2 separate regions of the Homo sapiens genome follow, and region 2 is linked to region 1. A link is a loop called in an ENCODE intact Hi-C map of the cell type or tissue named here. Cell type or tissue: breast epithelium. All regions are shown on one strand. Links, peaks and the distances in the headings refer to the core of each region. The heading gives the core; the rest is flanking DNA. Region 1 holds the start of GATD1 (glutamine amidotransferase class 1 domain containing 1). Region 2 holds the start of LOC124902805 (translation initiation factor IF-2-like).

Region 1 (8,000 bases), core at 1-8,000:
TTGCAGTGGGGACATCCTGGCTCCATCCGAAAGGCTGAGTGTGTTCCCACGGCTGAGGTGGCCACAAACAATTGCTGCCTGTCCAGGCCATGCTGGGGACGGCGGCCCCACTCCAACACACAAAGGGTGCTGTGTAGAGCGCTGGCTTGTCCACCCCGGCCAGTGGACACACTCATCACAGCCCAACCCGGAGCCGGGGCAGCTGCCAGGTCTCCTCAAACAGCCTTCCTCCCTGCACCCCTGCTGGCCTTGAGCCCCAAGCCCAGCCCTGGATGCCAGGCTTTCCCAGAAGGAATCAGGCCGGTGTCCTGCCTTGCTCAGGAGGGCATGGCCACCCACCCTCGGGAGCCCACCCAGAGGCCTGCAAGATGGTCACCAGGAGACGACAAAGTCTGTGTGTGTCGGGGGAAGGGGCAGTCCCTGCCTCCTGCCCACAACCACTGCAGTGGCCACTGACCAGAGATCCAGAAACGCCTACCTGGAGTCTTCCCACCTCTCTTCTGCTGGTGGGAGACCCATTTCTTGTGACACTGCACATCCAACCCCTCCCCTGGGTCCCAGGGGTCACCTACTGCTCTCAGAGTGGAAGTGCTGCAGGATACGGGCCAGGGAGCCACTGCTGGCCAGGTCGGTCAGGGCCCCAGGACAGCTGGGGATCAGGAGGGCATGGTACCGGGCACCTGGGGGGAGACCACAAACCAGGTAGCAGCCACATGTCAAAGTGAGACTACCTGCAGGACCAGGCCCGAGTGCGTGGCCAGGACAGACCCTCCACAGGGACCAGCCAGCCTGGTGATGTCATCTGTCCCTTTTCCTCCATGGGCTACAGCTCCCAAGGGCCCCCCTGACTTTCCTGTCTCCACACACTCACCAACTCTCCTCCCCAGAGGGGCTCAGAAACTCTGGGGCCCAGGATGTGGGGCTGGAGGCTGCCCCAAATGGTCACAGGGCTTCAGGGGCTGAGCTAGGGAGCTCACTAAGACCCCAAACCTATCTGGAACCCTTGACCCTCCAAGGTCCCAGGCACCCCACCCCCAAGGAGTGGGTCCCGGGCCTACCATCGATGGACTCGAGCTTGGCGGGGCTGGCGTAAGCCTTGAGGCGGAAGTCTTGCACCCAGCGTGCATTGCTCTCAGTCACATCCACAAATTCCATGGCTTTCCCCTGGAGAAGCAGAGCCCAGGGGCCGAGGGTCAGCACCAGGGATATCCCTGTCGGCTCAGAGGGAGCCTGAAAAAGCTGACAAGGGACCCAACAGCATCCCCCTGAGGCACAAAGGCCCCCGACCACCCAGCCTCCTTCACGGGATCTCCCAGGGTCGGGGAGCCTGTCCCAGCAGCAGCCTCAGTGGTTTATTTCCTAGCCAACCCACCAACCAAAAATTTTTATACATAATAAATAAACAAAAACCCGCAGTGACAAATACATAATGCATCCTTACTATGACTTATGTACATCTGATATCCCTGGGTCCCCCACGATCAGAGGGTGGAGAATTCCTCCCAGTGGAAACATGTGCCCCTCACACCAGGGCTGCGCCTTGGTCTCCTCCTCACACACGTGCAGAAGCACAGACCCACAGCAAAAAGGTCTCCCTTGGGCTGGGTGCAGAGGCTCACGCCTATAATCCCAGCACTTTGGGAGGCCGAGGCGGGTGGGTCACCTGAGGTTGGGAGTTCGAGACCATCCTGGCCAACACGGTGAAAACCCATCTCTACTAAAAATACAAAATGAGCTGGGCGTGGTGGCGCATGCCTGTAATCCCAGCTACTCGGGAGGCTGAGGCAGGAGGACTGCTTGAACCCGGGAGGCGGAGGTTGTGGTGAGCCGAGATCGCACCACCGCACTCCAGCCTGGGCAACAAGAGCGAAACTCCATCTCAAAAAAAAAAGGAAAAGAAAAGGTCTCCCTCATCACAGATGGGGGATCAGAGCCCAGGAAATGGGGACTGGGACAGGGGGACGCCACCAGGGTTTGGTTACAGACTCTTCACCCCTCCACCAACTGCAGGGGCTCCCCACTCCTCCCAGGCCGCGGCGGCAGTCTCCTGACCTTGCCCCCGGAGAGGTGGAGACAGACCCCAAGTGTCCAGTGGGGAAGGAGAGGCTGGACTTACCCCAGGGGTGGCCACCTGCAGGTTGAAGGCGGTGCTGGCCATCGTGAAACAGTGGAGGAAGGACTGGGCCGACACACCTGCAGAAGGTCCCAGTGAGTGTGGGCTCGACAGGACTAGCGTGCCCCGCCTCAGGGGGCTACCCAGACACCCCCATGGCCTCGACTGACCCCAGAACACGCTGAGGAGCAGCCCTCTCCCCTACACCCAAGAACGACTACTTGAAGCCCTGGGGCAGGGCCAGCCACCCATTCACGTCCAGGAGAAGGAAGCTGGGAAGGCATGAGTCAGAGGGGCACAGCCAGGTCTGCCAGAACGGTAGGCCATCCCCGGGCCTGCATCCCCCATGGCGGGCTCTTTCCCCAGCCTGGCACTGTCACCTCCAGCCTCAGCCAGAAGCTGGGAGAGGATGCAGCCCACCTCAACTGTCCATGCCACTCCCACACCCCAGCCTCATCCTAGTGCTAACAGAGCCACGAGAGACCTTTCTGAAAGGCAAACCCGGGTGTGAGGGTCACAGAGTTCAGCTCATCCTCTCACTGAACCACCAGGGACTCAGGCCCTCAGGCACCATGGAGAACGCAGAAGTGTCCTGGCCCCCCCTCACCCCTTCCAGGGAAGCCGCTCAGAGGGACCCTTTCCTCACAAGGGTTCTGGGATTATACCCCTCCCCCGCCAGCTCTTCCTAGCATCCTTCGGCCCCTCAAAAAACTTTTAAAAAAGAAACTCAACACACCACACCCAATCCAGAAGGCTCTGGGGGCCTCTGTCCTACCAGGGGAAGGACACAGCCCCGCCCACCCTGCCTGCCGGAGAGCACTTACAAGTTTATTCCAAAGTAGCGTGAGCTGTATCTCTCTACATTTATTTTAACTCTGGGGCCCAATCCCTCAGCTTCATTTTTATCTTCATTCTTTTTTTTTTTTTTTTTTTTTTTTTGAGACGGAGTCTCGGTCTGTCGCCAGGCTGGAGTGCAGTGGTGCGATCTCGGCTCACTGCAACCTCCACCTTCCAGGCTCAAGCAATTCTCCTGCCTCAGCCTCCCGAGTAGCTGGGACTACAGGAGGGTGCCACCACGCCCAGCTAATTTTTGTACTTTTAGTAGAGACGGAGTTTCACTGTTTTAGCCAGAATGGTCTCGATCTCTTGACCTCGTGATCCGCCCGCCTCAGCCTCCCAAAGTGCTGGGATTACAGGCGTGAGCCACTGCGCCCAGACTCTTCATTCTTATATAAGTTAATACATATTCACTGTAAAATGTCCACTTATCGAGGAAAAACAAAGTGCCCAGTAGACTGCCGCAGGCTCTGTTCCCCCAGCTGCCCGCCCTTCCGGCCTCCTGAAGTGCTGCCCCCAGCCTGCTGGCGCTAAGACCCCACGTCCTCAACATGCCGGACCTCCTCACGCCTACCTGCTCTGGAAACAAGCCCCAACCCACCCCCCCAGGACTGAACCCCACTCGAGGCTCCTCCCACCCGCAGTCTGGGGGCATCACTCAGGACCCCTGGAGCTCAGCACATCGTGACGCCACAACCCCACAGCCCCATCTCCCCGTCCACACTTGAGGAGCTACAGACTTCAAGAGGCAGACCCCTGGGTCGCAACCCCGGCCCCCACCTCTCCGTGGTGCGGTGACCTTGGGCTGCTCACTTCCCTCTCCAAAAGGCTCAGAACAAGGCCAGGCACCCTCGTGCTCCGCTGCTCATCCCTCCCCTGCTGCCCTGAGACCCTGCAGGCTCAGCGCCAGGGGACGCACCCCGCTGCGCTCCGACCCGCGTGAGCCCCAGGCCAGTACTGCCCTGGTACCCTTGCCCCAGGACGGGGGCCGCGGGGCGCCTTCTCCAGGAGGGGGCTCCGGGTCTCCTCAGAAGCCGGTGGCTCAGAAGGTCAGGGTCCCCGCGGCCGCCCGACCTCAGAGCTGGGTCAACTCCCGGAATGGCCCCTCCCCACACCCGGGCTCCCCTCTCGCAGCGCAGCGGCCTCAGAGACCAGGCCCAGGCACGCGGCTCCCTCCGCTAGAAACGTCGGGCCCGGGCCGCCTCGCCGGGCAGACGAGACTCGGAGGAGCGACGCGGCGCCGGGATCCATCACGACCCCCCGACCCCGCCCCGAGCTCCATCCCACCAACCCGCGACCCCACCCCCGCCCCCGTCCCCGCCCCGAGCTCCATCCCGACACCGACCCCGCTCCGCCCTCCCCCGGCCCCTGCCCGGCGCCCCCAGCGGCCTCGGCCTCCGGCGCCACGTGACGCGCGCCCACCGTGTCCCGAACCTCCCGCCCCGGGCAGCCCCCTCGCGGACGCTCTTCGGACACTGGCCCCGGCCGCCGGGCCTCACCTTCGGCGGCGCCGCTGGCCACGAGCAGACAGGCGGGCCTGTTAGGGAGCCGCTCGGACGCCATGGCTCGGGCTCGGCGCTGGGTCTGCGCGTGCGCGGCGTCTGGGCGCGCCCGGGAGTTCGCGGGTCACGTGCCCTGGCGGCCGGGGGCGGAGCCGGGTGGGACTGGGCGCCTGCGCGTTCGTACCCGGTCCGGGTCGGCTGGGCTGCCCGCCGCTCCGCGCGCCCGGGCGGTCGCAGGTCGCGCCTGCTTTGGCCCCGGCGGGTTCGGCATCCGAGCCTGGCAGGGGCCAATAGGTAGGGTCGCGAGGGTCCTCCCCGGCCGCATGCGCAGTCTGAGCGCGCGCGGGGTAGGGCTCTTGGCCTGGGGTGGGGGCGCGGGCATCAGCAGAGCCAGGCGGCGGTGTCGGGGCGCGAAGGTGCCCGTGGTGTTCCGGTGGCCACACCCGAGGAGCAGGGGAGACCGGGGGGCTGCGGGGTCAGAAGCTCCGGGTGTCCCCGGAGACTAGGAGGGGGACGGCGGGGTCCAGGAGGCGGGGTGGGCTCCGCCGGCCCAGGACGGGGGCGTCGCGGGGAGGCCTGCAGGGTTGTGGGGCGTCGGGCTGAGCTCCTGGGAGGACGGAGTGTCACTTCCTGAGATGGGGACACCTCGGGCGTGCTGGCTTTGGTGAGGAGAATTGAAGCAGTTTTTCTTTTTTTTTTTTTTTTTTTGAGACAGGGCCTCTGGAGTGCAGTGGCGTGATCTCGGCTCACTACAGCGTCTGCCTACCGTGTTCAAGCGATCCTCCCACCTCAGCCTGTTGAGCAACCGGGACCCCAGGTGCACACTCCACCACGCCCAGCTAATTTTTTTGTGTTTTGGGTAGAGAGGGGGTCTCACTGTGTTGTCCAAGCTGGTCTCGAACTCCTGATCTAAAGCGATCTGCCTGCCTTGGCCTCCCAAAGTGCGAGGACTACAGGCGTGAGCCACCGCGCCTGGCCTGAAGCAGTTTTTCCTTAGACTGTAGTTGGAGGGGGTGAGACCACGTGGAGTGGTTGGCAGACAGGCAGGCACCCTTTGAGGCCAAAAGGGCGCTTGAGACAGAGCCAGCAGGCGAGCGGGCCGCCCAGGTCCCTGGCCCCCTGCTGCCAGTATGAAGGTCCCACCAAGCCTCTGCTCCAACCAGGGGAACCGTCATGGTTGGGAACAGCCAAGGTGAGGAATTCTGTGGGTCACACCCCCTGAAAACCACTGGCCTCCGCCGGGCGCGGTGGCTCACGCTTGTTATCCCAACACTTTGGGAGGCCCAGGCGGGTGGATCACGAGGTCAGGAGTTCAAGACCAGCCTGGCCAAGATGGTGAAACCCCGTCTCTACTAAGAAAAATACAAAAATTAGCAGTGGCAGCACCTGTCATCCAAGCTACTTGGGAGGCTGAGGCGGGAGAATCACGTGAACCCAGCGGGGGCAGAGGTTGCAATGAACCAAGATTGCGCCACTGCACTCCAGCCTGGGCGACAGATTGAGACTCCTTCTCAAAAAAAAAAAAAAGCCACTGGCCTCTGGCTCCCCCTGGCCCAGCCTGGAGAAGGGTCCCTGACCCCCGTCAGACAAGCAGTGCACCCTGCCTCACCTGACACAGAGCCCTCCCACCACAGGGGAAGTGGGAGCTGGGAGCTCCTGGTACAGGCAAGGCCGAGAGTTGGGTTAGGGAGCAGAGGACGGAGCTGAGTGAGTGTCCAGTGTTAGGTGGGTGGGGGTGTTAGTGGATGGAGGTGTCTGAAGCCTCGCAGGCCTGCGGTCACACCACAGGCTGGGCCTAGCCGCTTGGAGAGCTTTCTGGATCTGCACAGGATCTTGTCCCCCACAGACACACACTGTGGGCCTCAAACCCGGGAGCAGGAGGGGCAGGTTGGAGCAGGTCTACCTGCTTGCCCAGCCCCACCTGCACTGGCCCCAAGGTGTCCCTGATGGAGCTGAGCTGGACCAGCCACAGGTGCAGGGCTGAGTCTGCAGCAGCCCCCTCCCCATTCCTCTTCCCCTCCCCCAAGTTAGAACAGCAGTATGGAGGAGGAAGCTGGAAGCCAGGCTTGGCCCTCACGCTGGCGGCAAGTCTAATGCGTGTGTGTGCACCTGTGTCCACAGGTGGTGTGCCCCCTAGTGTACCCTTGGGTCCCCACCGTAGTCCAAGGTGTCATGTCTGTGTGTGGGCATCGCTGGTTCCCGGCACAGCCAATCCTGGGAAAGTGCATGTCCCTCATGGCATTCGGAGTCAGGGTGGCCAGCCAGGGCCCCACCAGCAAGCCATAGCATCAGCCCAAGGGCAGCAGCCAGCCAGGAGGCAGGAACCGCACCCGAAGTTCCTAGGCGTCCCGAGTCTCCTGTGGGCAAGATCACCCTTGTACCCTCACTGCTGAGCCCTGGAGTGTGGGTGCCCCCAGGTGGTCTGTTGCTGCTCCGCTACTCCGCAGCAGCCCCCAACCCTGTGTGCCCACCCAGGGTGCCGCCATCTCCTCCCCTGCAAGAGGCCAGCCTCTGCTCCGCGCCTCTCTATCCCCAGCAGGTGGGAAAGGGTGCTTCCAGGGTACTGCTATCTCCCCCGCTCCAAGAGGCCAGCCTCTGCTCCCCGCCTCTCTACCCCTGGCTGGTGGGAAAGGGTGCTCCTCAGGCCCTGTTTAGGGCTGACATTGGGCCAGGTGACAGGACACCTGGGCATGATTGGGCAGCTATTGGGGAGCCATGGGCAGAGCACCTGAGGTCTGCAGTCAGCAGCCCAGTCCGGGTGATGCCTCCTGGGAAGGGGCCCAGACTTGGGGGTAACGGCGTCACTGATGTGGGTCCCTGGCCCCACTGTGGGGTGTCCAGGGTTGTGCCTATTGGACCGCCCGCCTCACCATCCCACGCTACTGAGCCTCCTTCCTCAGCCATTGTCCAGCTTCGTGTCAAGTCCTGGCGTGGGGCTCACCGCCTGCCCCTTGACCGTGGAGTTCGGACGCGTCTCACAGTGAGTGCCCCAGCAGAGCAGGGTTGGGTGCTGAGCATCAGCAGCTCTGCCAGAGCAAGTGGCAATTCCCTGGAACCTGGGGTCTTGCCTTTGTTTGGAGACCGAGAGACTCACAGTGTGGGAGGGTCACAGGACATGTCATCAGCAGTGAAAAGGTTTTGTTCCGTTTCCTGCCTTCAGAACTTGCACGTGCTGGAATCCAAGGATGGGTGGGAGAGGGGCCGTTCCTGGAGATGTCTGCCCTTCGGGGCTGGCCCATGCCACAGGACCTCCCATCACCCCTGCTGCCTTGGTTGGTGAATTCGGGGCATGCTGAGCCTTTCCCTTGCAGCCTTTGCACTTGCTACTCTTCCCTCCGCTTATCAAACTCCTAACCATCCCTCGAAGTCCATGGGCACCAGAAGCACCGCCTCAGAGACTCACAGACTCAGATGTACAGATGTCCCTCAGTATCCATGCGGAATTGATTCCAGGACCCCTGCAGATGCTCAAGTCCCTGCTATAAAATAGTGTAGTGTTTGGCCAGGCATGGTGGCTCACGCCTGTAATCCCAGCACTTTGGGAGGCC
Region 2 (11,784 bases), core at 511-8,510, 210 kb before region 1:
AGTCCCTCCTGGGCGCTCCCTCTGAGTCCCATGCTGGTGCCCAGCCTAGGCCCCGAGGGTATGTCTGTGCCCCACCTCCCCCTGGGGCACCGGGCCCTCCTGTGGCTGCAGCCACCTCAGCCTGTGTCCTCCCGCAGTGGCCCCCATGACGCAGAACTCCTGGAGGTAGCAGCAGCTCCTGCCCCAGAGTGGTGTCCTCTGGCAGCCCAGCCCCAGGCTCTGTGACAGCCTAGTGAGGGCTGCAAGACCATCCTGCCCGGACCACAGAAGGAGAGTTGGCGGTCACAGAGGGCTCCTCTGCCAGGCAGTGGGAAGCCCTGGGTTTGGCCTCAGGAGCTGGGGGTGCAGTGGGGGACTGCCCTAGTCCTTGCCAGGTCGCCAGCACCCTGGAGAAGCATGGGGCGTAGCCAGCTCGGAACTTGCCAGGCCCCAAAGGCCACGACTGCCTGTTGGGGACAGGAGATGCATGGACAGTGTGCTCAAGCTGTGGGCATGTGCTTGCCTGCGGGAGAGGTCCTTCACTGTGTGTACACAGCAAGAGCATGTGTGTGCCACTTCCCCTACCCCAACGTGAAAACCTCAATAAACTGCCCGAAGCAGCTTGAGTGTGTGTGGAGGCTGCGCTGGGCAGGGTCTGAGGTCTTGAACTTGAGCCTCCATGGGGTGCCACTGAGCAGTACCCTGACACACCTGGGGCTCACCACAGCTGGAGTATCTGAGAATAGGATCCCTCAGGGTGCTCAGTAGGGCCCAGGGCTGGGGCTTCCTGAGCTCCACATTCCATCTGCTCTGCCTCACCTAACCCCAGGGGCTCTCCTGTGAGGGCCCCAGCCTGGTGGGCCTGCTGGTTCAGCCTGGCCTGACTGTCCCAGGCATTTGTCTGGACCCCCTCCCACCTGACTCTCTGTCATGTTGCCTGTGCCCCGCCAGCAGCGGGAACTGAGGACGTCAGGACAAGCTAGACCCGCCCGTCAGGTTTACTGAGAACTTGTGGGGGTGGATCCCACACTCAGGTCAGCCAGTCCCAGGCTGCTTCACCACCCCAGGGAGGGTATGGGTACCAGTGGGCAGGGGCTGCCTCCTCTTCTCCAGGTGGGTGTGAAATGTCTGCTCTGAGCTTGCAGCTTTGAAATCAGGGCAGGGGCCAGGCATGGTGGCTCACGCCTGTAATCCCAGCACTTTGGGAAGCTGAGGCAGGCGGATCACCTGAGGTCAGGAGTTTGAGACCAGCCTGGCCAACATGATGAAACCCCGTCTCTACTAAAAATACAAAAAATTGGCCGGGCGTGGTGGAGGGTGCTTGTAGTTCCAGCTACTCGGGAGGCTGAGGCAGGAGAATGGCGTGAACCCGGGGGGCGGAGTTTGCAGTGAGCCGAGATCGCGCCACTGTGCTCCAGCCTGGGCAACAAAGCAAGACTCTGTCAAAAAAAAAAAAAAACAAAACCGGGTGTGGTGGCATGCACCTGTAATCCCAGTTACTTGGGAGGCTGAGGCAGGAGAATTAGTTGAACCTGGGAGGCAGAGGTTGCAGTGAGCTAAGATCACTCCACTGCACTCCAGCCTTAGTGACAGAGCAAGACTCTGTCTCCAAAATAAAAAAAAATTGTGTCCACAGCCCAGCCCCTGCCTGGGCCCTTGGGCTAGCTGTCACCTCTCCTGGTTCTAAGGGTAAGCCATACACTCCCAGCTCCAGGATCCATGGTTGGGGCTGGAGAAATCTTTTGTGTTGAGCAGAATGTGGAGGACCCCTATACCTGGGTACAGCCATGCATGGGAAGGCAGAGGATGGGGATGCCCTAGGTCAGGGGTGTCCAATCTTTTGGCTTCCCTGGGCCACATTGGAATACACTGAGGCCATACATGGGCCATACATGGAATACAGTAATGATAGCTGATAAGCTTTAAAAAAAAAATCGTAAAAAAAACTCACAATGTTGGCCAGGCACGGTGGCTCACACCTGTAATCCCAGCACTTTGGGAGGCCGAGGCGGGCAGATCACAAGGTCAGGAGATCAAGACCATCCTGGCTAACGTGGTGAAACCCCGTCTCTACTAAAAATACCAAAATTAGCCAGGCGTGTTGGCGGGCGCCTGTAGTCCCAGCTACTCGGGAGGCTGAGGCAGGAGACGAGCGTGAACCCAGGAGGCGGAGCTTGCAGTGAGCCGAGATTGGGCCACTAACTCCAGCCTGGGCGACAGATCGAGACTCTGTCTCAAAATAACAACAAAAAACAACTCACAATGTTTAAGAAAATTTATAGATTTGTGTTGGGCTGCATTCAAAGCTGTTCCATGGGCCAACAGTTGGACAAGTTTGCCCTAGATCATGGGGTCTTTGTGCTCTGAGAATGGGCGAGTTTGGGATGGACTCAGCTTTCTGTTGGTTGGCCCTGGATCTGGATCTGGTGCTGCCCCCTTTCTCTGGAGCACACAAAGGGAACAAGAAGGCCTGGACTTGGGCAAGGAAGCCATCCACAGGGCTCCCCAGAAGCCAGGGCCACCAGGAGCTCACTGCTGTGCAGAGGCAACTCGGCTTGGTTATTTCTTGCCTGAGGCAGGGAACAGGGAATGCAGGGAAGCCAGGCAGCAGCAGGAGGCTCCAAACGCTGGTGTCAGCAAGCCAGAACCCCCACCTGACTTCACTCCTGTCTGCCCAGCTCACAGTCGCCTGTCACTGGGAGGTCCTTGGGGCCTGGACCTGCCTGACCTGTGGCCCCAGAAGGGGCTAAGCCCAGAGTCACATGGGATGGAGCCTGGAATGCATAGGCCAAGTGGGTTGTGCCTGGGCAGCAGGCCTGGGATATGAGGGGCCTACTCCTCCATCCACAGCCCCGACCCACATTCTGGAGGGATGGTCGTACCTCTGTGACCAGCCCTCCACACCGTCACATAGGCCAGCAGGGGGCAATGCCAGGTGCCATCCAGAGCCCACCCCCATGTCCTCCCGGAGGTCATGAGCTCTGCCCTACGTACCCCAGCCCCACAATGGGAAGGAGGCATGGAGCTGGCAGAGCATGCGCCACGCCGTCCCTGTGTGTGTTTCTGAGGAACTCCTGTTCACTCTGAGGCCACTGCCTAGGTGCCCGTCCCTGGTCTGCTGCTGCTGGCTCTGATGAAGCTAACCAGCCTTCTTCCCCACCAAGAGGGTGTCCCAGCAGCAGCTATGGCTATGTTCCGGCGGGGGGAAGGCGGGGAGCCTTCCTCCTCACTGGCTGTTTCATTTTTTTATTTTTTTGAGGCAGAGTCTCTCGTCACCCAGGCTGGAGTGCAGCGGCGTAATCTCGTCTCGCTGCAACCTCCACCTCCCAGGTTCAAGCGATTCTCTTGCCTCAGCCTTCCAAGTAGCTGGGATTACAGGTGCCCACCACCATGCCTAGCTAATTTTTGTATTTTTAGTAGAGACGAGGTTTCACCATGTTGCCCAGGCTGGTCTTGAACTCCTGATCTCAAGTGAGCGATCACCCGCGTCTGCCTCCTGAAGTGTTGGGATTACGGGTGTGAGCCACCACACCCGGCCTCTCACTGGCTGTTTCAGGTGAACCAAATCCCATGGCCCCAAAAAGTGGCCAGAGTGCTTCAGATCACTCAGCAAACCTTTGAGTTGCTGAAAAGTTTACTTTTGAGTTTTAAACTGTACTTTGAAAACTATATTGTGAACTGTGTTGACATGAGGAAAGGCTGGGCTCCCTGAAAACATCCAGTTCCACAGCAGGGCGGGCCCAAGCCCAGCCAATCCCCAGGCAATGCAGGGCAGGGATCCCACCTGGTGTAAGTACGGGCAGAGGGCAGAGCCAGGCTGTATCGAGGGGCGGCGCTGGGACCCTCCTCGCCCAGAGTTCCTACTCATCCCCAGCACAGAAGTGCTCTGTAGGGCCAGCTGAGGACACCCCGGTTCACTGAGGGTGGCCCACAGTAAGTCGCCGTCTGGCAGTAAGTTAGCTCTGCAGGTGTGGACCCCAAGACCACACACAGCCTTTCTCAGGTGCAGGTCCTGCCAAGCCTCACTTCGCAGTGGTGACAGGCAACCCCGTCAGGGCAGGGAGCTTCCAAAGGCCAGTCCGAGTCCATGCCAGGCGTCCACTAAATCTGCCTCTCCCTCTCCAGCGAGCAGGTGCAGCCCTCAACTCCTGCAGGCCTGGGGAGCGGAGACAGGGCCTGTAGGCTCGGACACGACCCGGTCCTGATTTTAACAGTAGACTTGAGAAGGCAGGCTCAGCAGACAGGCTGCTGGAGGATCCACCCGCTGTCTCCCGCAGCGGCCCCACTGAAGCGGCAGAAACACACAGAAGCACCAAATCTGTCACTCTCTTCCCGTAGGAAGTCCCCAGAGGTGGCCCTCCGGAGGATGGTCCTGTTGGCTGAAGATATGACCACACCTGTGCCTGCCCAGGGCCACCTTCAGCTTGGCAACAGGAACTCCGCACACTGGTACCCTGGACACACAAGGAAAAGAAAGTTCCCTCCAAGAGGGTATCTGGCCCAGCCTCAGCCCCACCAAGCGGAGGGCAGCAAAGCCCCCGAATGATTTCGCTTACCCCCACCCGCCGTCCCTGCTGGCCAGACAGGCACACCCCGTCCATAGGGCACCCCCTCCCCACGGTATCCAGCTGCCCTCGCGTCCCCGTGTGGCCGCTCGCCTGCCCGCCAGACCCGGACACGGGGCCAGGAGGGTCGCGCTGCCCAGGCACAGATCAGCCGCTGTCACACGCACAGTGGGTCTGGGGCAGCGCAGTGTGCGGTGGGCAGGGGCTGCCCTGCGCCTGGAGGCACTGCCGGGTGGGCGGGCGGAGGGATTGACCCCACCCCCGTCCCCTCCAACTTGGGCGTCCGAGCCCCGCCGCGCCTGCCCAGCCCGACCCCCCGCAGCCCCCGCGGGAGGGCGGCCTCTGAGGGGCGCCCCGCCCGCCAACCTGGGATCCCTCGCGCGTCACCTGCGACCCCGGCGCGGGGCCGTCGCCGGCTCTCGGCCCAACTTCAGCTGCGGCCGCTGGCACCCTCTCGCCCCCCGGCCCGACCCGACCGGCCCCGGGCCCCGCGGCTCCACGCCCAGCCCCGTATGCAAATGACCTGGTCCCTCAGCCAATGGCCGGCCTAGCCGGGCCCGCCCTACCGCAACGCAGCCAGTGGGCGCGAGGGGGGTTCGCGACGCCCCGCCCACCGCCGCGCGGCCCTTCGCGGGCGAGGCCGGCGCGTTCTTTTCTGCACGTCTGCCCGGGGAGGGGCGGCACCTGCCGGGCGGGGCCTGCGGGGCGCCAGCTGCGAGGGCGCGGCGGGGCCAGGGCGCGTCCCCCGGCCGGGCGGATGGTACGGCCCGAGGTGGTCCTCCTCCCGCCGCGCGGTGGTATGGCCCGGGCTCGCGGGGCTTCCGGGCTGGGCGTGGGGCGCAGCCTGGCGACGGGTCCTCCGCCCGCGGGTGTGCGTGGGGCGGCAGGGCCGGCCGGGAGCTGCCCCTCTTCCCGCGGCGCGGTGGTACGACCCGGCCGCCTCCGTGCCCCGCACCCGCGTCCCGCGGGCCCGCCCCCCCCAACCCGCTGGGCGCCCGGCGCACGTATCCCGGGCCGTGACCCGGGTGGGGCCTGCGCGGGCCCGGACACGGCGTCCTCGGGACGCACGCACCACCCCCCGGGCGGCTTGGGGTCCCCAAAGGACGCCCGGGTCCGTCCTGCTGGCGAAGAGGGGGCTCTGGCTCTGCCTGGTTTGCCTGGCGACCCCCACGGGGCGCCCTTGGGGGCTCTGGGTCCCTCCTGCGCGCTCTGTCTCCGCGGAAGCCTCTGGAGCCTGGAGGGGGTGCCTCAAGGGCTCAGGGGTCTTCGCAGCCCTGTGCCGGTCTTTGAGGGGACGAGGCGAGAGAATCCTGTCTGTGCGCTGAAAACGTGTAAAATCAAAGGAGCCTTGACGGTTTGACCTTCGTTAGGACTCGCAGGGCCAGCTTCAGACGTGGAAGTATCGGACTCCGGGGTGGGGCTCCAAAGTGGCAGCCAAAGGAGATTTGGCCGCCGGCCCCCCTTGGCACTGTCACCCTGGTCCTCGGCCCCGGGCCGTCTCCCCTCAGCTCCCTGGCCCTAAACTCACCGCCCTGCTCTTTGTCCTCCCCTGGCCCCATGACCTCCCTGCCTCGGCATCCGCGCAGGCCTGGGCCGCAGCCTGCCCCCTGCCCCAGCCCCGGCGGCAAAGTGCTGGGGCCCCAGGGAGCTTCCGAACCAGCCCATGTCCTCAGGGGCTTGAAGGCTGGGGACAAAAATTCAGATGCAGAGTCTGGGGTGACTCAGACATGATCAGCAAGACATGACCGAGGTCTTGCTGACCCCTTGACCCTTGGCCCCCGATAGAACCGAGTGGCTCCTTGCACCTGTGGCTGCCTGTGGATGGGGAAGGTGCCCAGAGGATCACGGAGCCACTCGGTTCTATTGGGGGTCAGGGGTCAGCAAGACCTCGATCCTGTGGGTCGTGAAGGAGCCTCTAAGAGTCAGTGGGGTCCCTGAGAAGGCCCACGTCTTCATGGCAGGGCAGAGGCTCCTAGGGCAGTCAGACTAGGGGACAAGAAGGGGCAAGAGGACAGGGCAGCTCTGTGTTCCTGTCGTGCCCTGCTGACGTGAACCCACTTCTGCCCCCAGTCCTGCCAATTTCACAGGCACCTTTTCTCAGCATCTGTAGTGAGTGGGATGGTCCCTCCGCCAAAAAGAAGATATATCCACATCCTAATACCCAGGCTTCCTAAATGTGCCCTCATCGGGAGAAAGCATCTTTGCAGATGTCATTAAGGGAAACATCTTGAAACGAGATCATCCTGGACTTTCTGGGTGGGCCCTAAATCCAATGATCAGTGTCCTTATAAAAGACAGGGAAAACAGGCCGGGTGTGGTGGCTCAAGCCTGTAATCCCAGCACTCTGGGAGGCCGAGGTGGGCAGATCACCTGAGGCCAGGAGTTTGAGGCCAGCCTGGCCAACATAGTGAAACCCCATCTCTACTAAAAATACAAAAAAATCAGCCGGGCATGGTAGTGTGAGCTTGTAATCCCAGCTACTTGGGAGGCTGAGGCAGGAGAATCGCTTGAACCTGGGAGGTTGGCAGTGAGCTGAGATCACGCCACTGCACTCCAGCATGGGCAACAGAGTACGACTCTGTCTCAAACAGACAAACAAAAAACACAAAAAAAGAGAGAAGGCCGGGCGCGGTGGCTCATGCCTGTAATCCCAGCACTTTGGGAGGCCGAGGAGGGTGGATCACCTGAGATCAGGAGTTCGAGACCAGCCTGATCAACATGGAGAAACCCCGTCTCTACTAAAAATACAAAATTAGCCGGGCGTGGTGATGCATGCCCGTAATCCCAGCTACTCGGGAGGCTGAGACAGGAGAATCACTTGAACCTGGGAGGTGGAGGTTGAGGTGAGCCGAGATCGCGCCATTGCACTCCAGCCTGGGCAACAGAGCAAGACTCCGTCACAAAAAAAAAAAAAAAAAAAAGGCTGGGCGCGGTGGCTCACGCCTGTAATCCCAGCACTTTGGGAGGCCGAGGCAGGCGGATCACGAGGTCAGGAGATCGAGACCATCCTGGCTAACACAGCGAAACCCTGTCTCTACTAAAAATACAAAAAATTAGCCGGGCGAGGTGGCGGGCGCCTGTAGTCCCAGCTGCTCGGGAGGCTGAGGCAGGAGAATGGCGTGAACCCGGTGGGCGGAGCCTGCAGTGAGCAGAGATTGCACCACTGCACTCCAGTCTGGGCGACAGAGCAAAACTCTGTCTCAAAAAAAAAGGAGAGAAAGAGAAAAGAGACACAGACACAGAGGGAGGCCATAGGAAGCCATAGCCAAGGAACGCCTGGAGATGAAGCTGGGAGAAGAAGGACCTCCCCAGATCCTCAACAAGGAGGGTGGCCCTGCCAGCCTGGATCTCTGACTGCTGGCTTCCAGACTGAGAGAATGCCTTTCTGTTGTCTAAGGGCTCTGGTTTGTGGCCGTTTGATATGACAGCCCTGGGACACACAGACACCTGCCTTCCCTAGGTAGAGAATGCAGCCCTGCCTGTTCCCTCCCCCAGCTCTGAGAGTTTTGACTCCTTTGTTCTCTCCCCACCCACCTCCTCCAGCCACCCCTGCCCCTGCCTCCCCCAGGCATCCACCTGGCTCTGGGGCTCCCTGCTGCTGGGAGTGGGATGGGTCTCAGCAGGGGGCGATGACTGGGCTCATTGCCCACCAAGCCCTGTATGTGCACACGGACCTGATGGTGGGGTGGGGGGCAGGGGTGGGAAGGGGCTGGGCTAGGCCCTCCGGGATAAGCTGGCCTGGCGGGACAGAAGCAAGGGAGCTCCCAGCCCAGCTCCATCCTCCCGTGCACACCAGGAGCATGCACACCATGCTTGCGTCTGCAAGGGGCAGGGGCAGCACACGGCAGTGTCGACCAGGAATCTGGCCGGAGCCTCAGAGTACAGGTCTGTGTGAGGCTGTGTGGGCAGGATGCACATGTGTGCACACTGACACTAGCAGGTGATGGGGGTTGGGGGGTGACCCGTCAGTGTACGGGGGAGGTGACAGTACTGATGAGGGGGTTGTATACAGGAGGTGTCTGCCTGCTGGTGTGTGAGGCATCTATCCACGTGCGAGCAGGTAAGGAGTCATTTTATGTCAGGTGTGTGGGTAGCGGTGGGGGTGGGAGTCAGGAGGTATTGGTATGTGCCCCTGCTCTCATGCTCTCAAGTACCACCTATGCACAGTTTGGGCCTAGTTTGGCTCTGGGCAGCTGCCTGGAGATACTTCTCACACCTGAGCCTGAGTGCTGTCTGACATACCTGGGTTGGTTGTGCACTGACCAAGGATTATGCTCACTGAGGACGTCCTTCATGTCTCCATGTGGATGTCTGTGTTTATTTATTTTTTATTTTTTTGAGACGGAGTCTCGCTGTCGCCCAGGTTGGAGTGCAGTGGCGTGATCTCGGCACTGCAGGCTCCGCCCCCTGGGGGTTCACGCCATTCTCCTGCCTCAGCCTCCCGAGTAGCTGGGACTACAGGCGCCCGCCACCTCGCCCGGCTAATTTTTTGTATTTTTTTTTTTTAGTAGAGACAGTTAGCCAAGATGGTCTCGATCTCCTGACCTCGTGATCCGCCCGCCTCGGCCTCCCAAAGTGCTGGGATTACAGGCGTGAGCCACCGCACCTGGCGTTTATTTATTCATTTATTTATTTTTGAGACAGAGTCTCACTCTGTTGCCCAGGCTGGAGTGCAGTGGCGCGATCTTGGCTCACTGCAGCATCTGCCTCCCAGGTTCACGCCATTCTCCTGCCTCAGCCTCCCGAGTAGCTGGGACTACAGGCACGCGTAACCATGCCCAGGTAACTTTTGTAGTTTTAGTAGAGATGGGGTTTCACCGTGTTGGCCAGGTTGGTCTCCAACTCCTGACCTCAGGTAACCCTCCTGCCTCAGCCGAAAGTGCTGGATTACAGGTGTGAGCCACCATGCCCGGCTTTATTGTTTTTGAGACATGGTCTCACTCTGTCACCCAGGCTGCAGTGCAGTGGTGCCATCGCGGTTCACTGCAGCCTCAACCTCCTGGTCTCAAGCAATCCTCCCACCTCAGCCTCCCGAGTAGCTGGGACTACAGGTGTGCACTACCATGTCAGGCTAATTTTTTAAATTTTTTTGTAGAAAGGAAATCTCACCATGTTGCCCAGGTTGGAACTCCTGGGCTCAAGTGATCCTCCCGCTGTGGCCTGCCAAAGTGCTGGGATAACAGGGCAAGTGCCACCGTGCCTGGCCTGGGTGCATGTGTTTATTATGACAATTACCAGCAGCCCCCCAGGCATCCCGTCCTCCTTCCCAGGAGCCTCGGCGTGTCTGTGGATGCCCCTGCATCTAGTGTCCAGCAGGCAGGCACGTGGCACATGTAAAGGTAGGGGAGGTGCCTGGTGCAGGGCAGAGGGCGGTCCCGCAGCCCGCTGGCTGATCACACTGGACCCCACCTGAGGCGTACCTATCTCGTCCTCACAGTGACCTAAGAGGTAGGCCTGAGCACCCACATTCCTGTTTCACAGCCAAGGACACAGAGGCACACAGAGGTTGAGAAACAGACTGAAGTGCGTGAGTTCAGGTGGCTGGCCTGGGTGACTGCAGTGACACCCAGCCCCTCTGGCCCACCGAGAATAGATTGCTCCAGAGTCCTCCTCAGTCGTCGGCACCATCCACTCCTCCTTCCTGCAGGGGCATTTTCAGAACCCATAAGTGCCTGTTATTTCTCCCATTGCAAACAGAAAACTGTGGGCGAAAGATTACCTAGGTGCCGAAGCAAGAGACTGAAGGCACAAACTGTTTCAGTATAATAAAGAAAATAGAATAAGAATAGTCCTAATACGAATTAGATACAGAGATGATCATGGAAAATTATCAATCATTATTATAAATATTAGTCATTAGCTTTTAATATTACTCTTTGTGGCATTACTAATACAACCTAGGAATAACCGGCGGGTATAGGGTCAGGTGCTGAAGGGACGTTGTGAGAAGTGACCTAGAAGGCAAGAGGTGAGCCCTCTGTCACGCCAACATAAGGGCCGCTTGAGGGCTCCTTGGTCAAGCGGTAACGCCAGTGCCTGGGAAGGCACCCGTTACTTAGCCGACCGTGAAAGGGAGTCTCCTTTCCTTGGAGGAGTCAGGGAACACTCTGCTCCACCAGCTTCTTGTGGGAGGCTGGATATTCTCCAGGCCTGGCCTGCAGTCATCCGGAGGCCTAACCCCCTCCCTGTGGTGCTTGAATGATCACACTCCTTATCCACTTTCATGCTCCTCCCGTACTCCTGGCTCCTCTTTGAAGTTCGTAGTAGATAGCGGTAGAAGAAATAGTGAAAGTCTTAAAGTCTTTGATCGTTCTTCTAAGTGCAGAGAAGAAAATGCTGACATATGCTGCCTTCTCTCTTTGCTTCGGCTGCCTAAGAGGGAAGGGCCCCCTGTCCTATGATCACGTGACTTGCTTCACTTTATCACTTAGAAGATTCACCCTCCTTACCCTGCCCCCTTGTCTTGTATGCAATAAATATCAGCGCACCTAGGCGCTCAGGGCCACTACCGGTCTCCACGTCTTGATGGTAGTGGTCCCCCGGGGCCCAGCTGCTCTTTATCTCGTGTCTTTATTACAATCTCTGGTCTCTGCACACGGGGAGGACACCTGCTAAGCCCCCGTAGGGCTGGACCCTACAGAAAACCACACCCCTCTCTTGCCCTGCTCCTTAGTTACCTCCACCTTTACCTTCCCCTTTGCAGCAAATTGACCTGAAAGAGAAGTTGGTGTTCACAGCCCCTGCGTGCTCTCTGCTCACTCTCCAAACTCCAGCCCCTGGCCCCAGCGCCGCTGGCCCTCGGTGAGTCGCAGTGGCCCACCCTGCTGCACCCAGGCTCCCTCCCCCGCCTGTGTGTGCACGCCCTCTCTGGCTTCCAGAAGCCCCTCTCCTGGTTTGTCCTCCGGCCCCCACCCCTAGCACCCCCTGTGCCCCTTCCTAGTCTCCTTTGCAGATTCCAAACCTCTTCAAGTTGGAGTCCCAGAGTTCAGGCACTGGTCCCCAGTCACACCCCACATGCGATTCCCACATAGTTCTCTTCATCCAGTGCAGCCTCTGCCCACTGCATCTCCTCTGACACGTCCCATTCCCCCAAGGGCGCTAGATAAAGGGGCACCTGCGGACACACACGCTGAGGCTCCTGGGAAGGAGGACCGACCGCCTGTGTTCAGCTTAGAGCCCCCGACCTCCATCTGTCGCTGCTCCTCGGGGGCTGCTGGTAGTTGTCATAATAAACACAGAC

Evidence for each region. A loop is a pair of places that touch in the nucleus more often than their neighbours do. Peaks named below come from ENCODE experiments on the same cell type or tissue, not always from the same donor. Only the 100,000 strongest peaks of a DNase experiment are listed, where the experiment ranks them.
Region 2: it touches region 1 in a loop (2.5-fold over the local background); 11 of 110 quality-filtered maps call a loop at or near these places.

Annotation. Positions count from the first base shown.
Region 1 is chr11:772,950-780,949 of GRCh38, forward strand. GATD1 (glutamine amidotransferase class 1 domain containing 1) reads right to left here and starts at 4,538. Exons shown (of 8, transcript NM_182612.4): 1 at 4,450-4,538; 2 at 2,117-2,193; 3 at 1,059-1,164; 4 at 573-680. The coding sequence starts at 4,513. LOC124900301 reads left to right here and starts at 4,629. Exons shown (of 2, transcript XM_047427954.1): 1 at 4,629-4,746; 2 at 5,168-8,000. The coding sequence starts at 7,214. The coding sequence ends at 7,732. It overlaps GATD1-DT (GATD1 divergent transcript), which reads left to right and starts at 4,629. Exons shown (of 2, transcript NR_126343.1): 1 at 4,629-4,746. RefSeq lists silencers at 3,959-4,168, 4,179-4,888, 4,939-5,038. In breast epithelium, for the core only: no CTCF peak of the experiment used is centred there; DNase peaks (open chromatin) are centred at 112 and 4,562; H3K4me3 peaks cover 4,023 bases; H3K27ac peaks cover 2,722 bases.
Region 2 is chr11:563,421-575,204 of GRCh38, forward strand. It overlaps RASSF7 (Ras association domain family member 7), which reads left to right. Exons shown (of 6, transcript NM_003475.4): 5 at 1-58; 6 at 138-605. The coding sequence ends at 225. It overlaps LOC124902805 (translation initiation factor IF-2-like), which reads left to right and starts at 8,174. Exons shown (of 4, transcript XM_047428004.1): 1 at 8,174-8,224; 2 at 11,318-11,345. The coding sequence starts at 8,174. MIR210HG (MIR210 host gene) reads right to left here and starts at 5,037. Exons shown (of 2, transcript NR_038262.1): 1 at 4,932-5,037; 2 at 2,237-4,433. It overlaps MIR210 (microRNA 210), which reads right to left and starts at 4,778; the gene lies at 4,669-4,778. It also overlaps LOC143666. RefSeq lists enhancers at 2,274-2,828, 2,829-3,383, 5,969-6,719. In breast epithelium, for the core only: no CTCF peak of the experiment used is centred there; DNase peaks (open chromatin) are centred at 956 and 5,151; H3K4me3 peaks cover 1,760 bases; H3K27ac peaks cover 2,654 bases.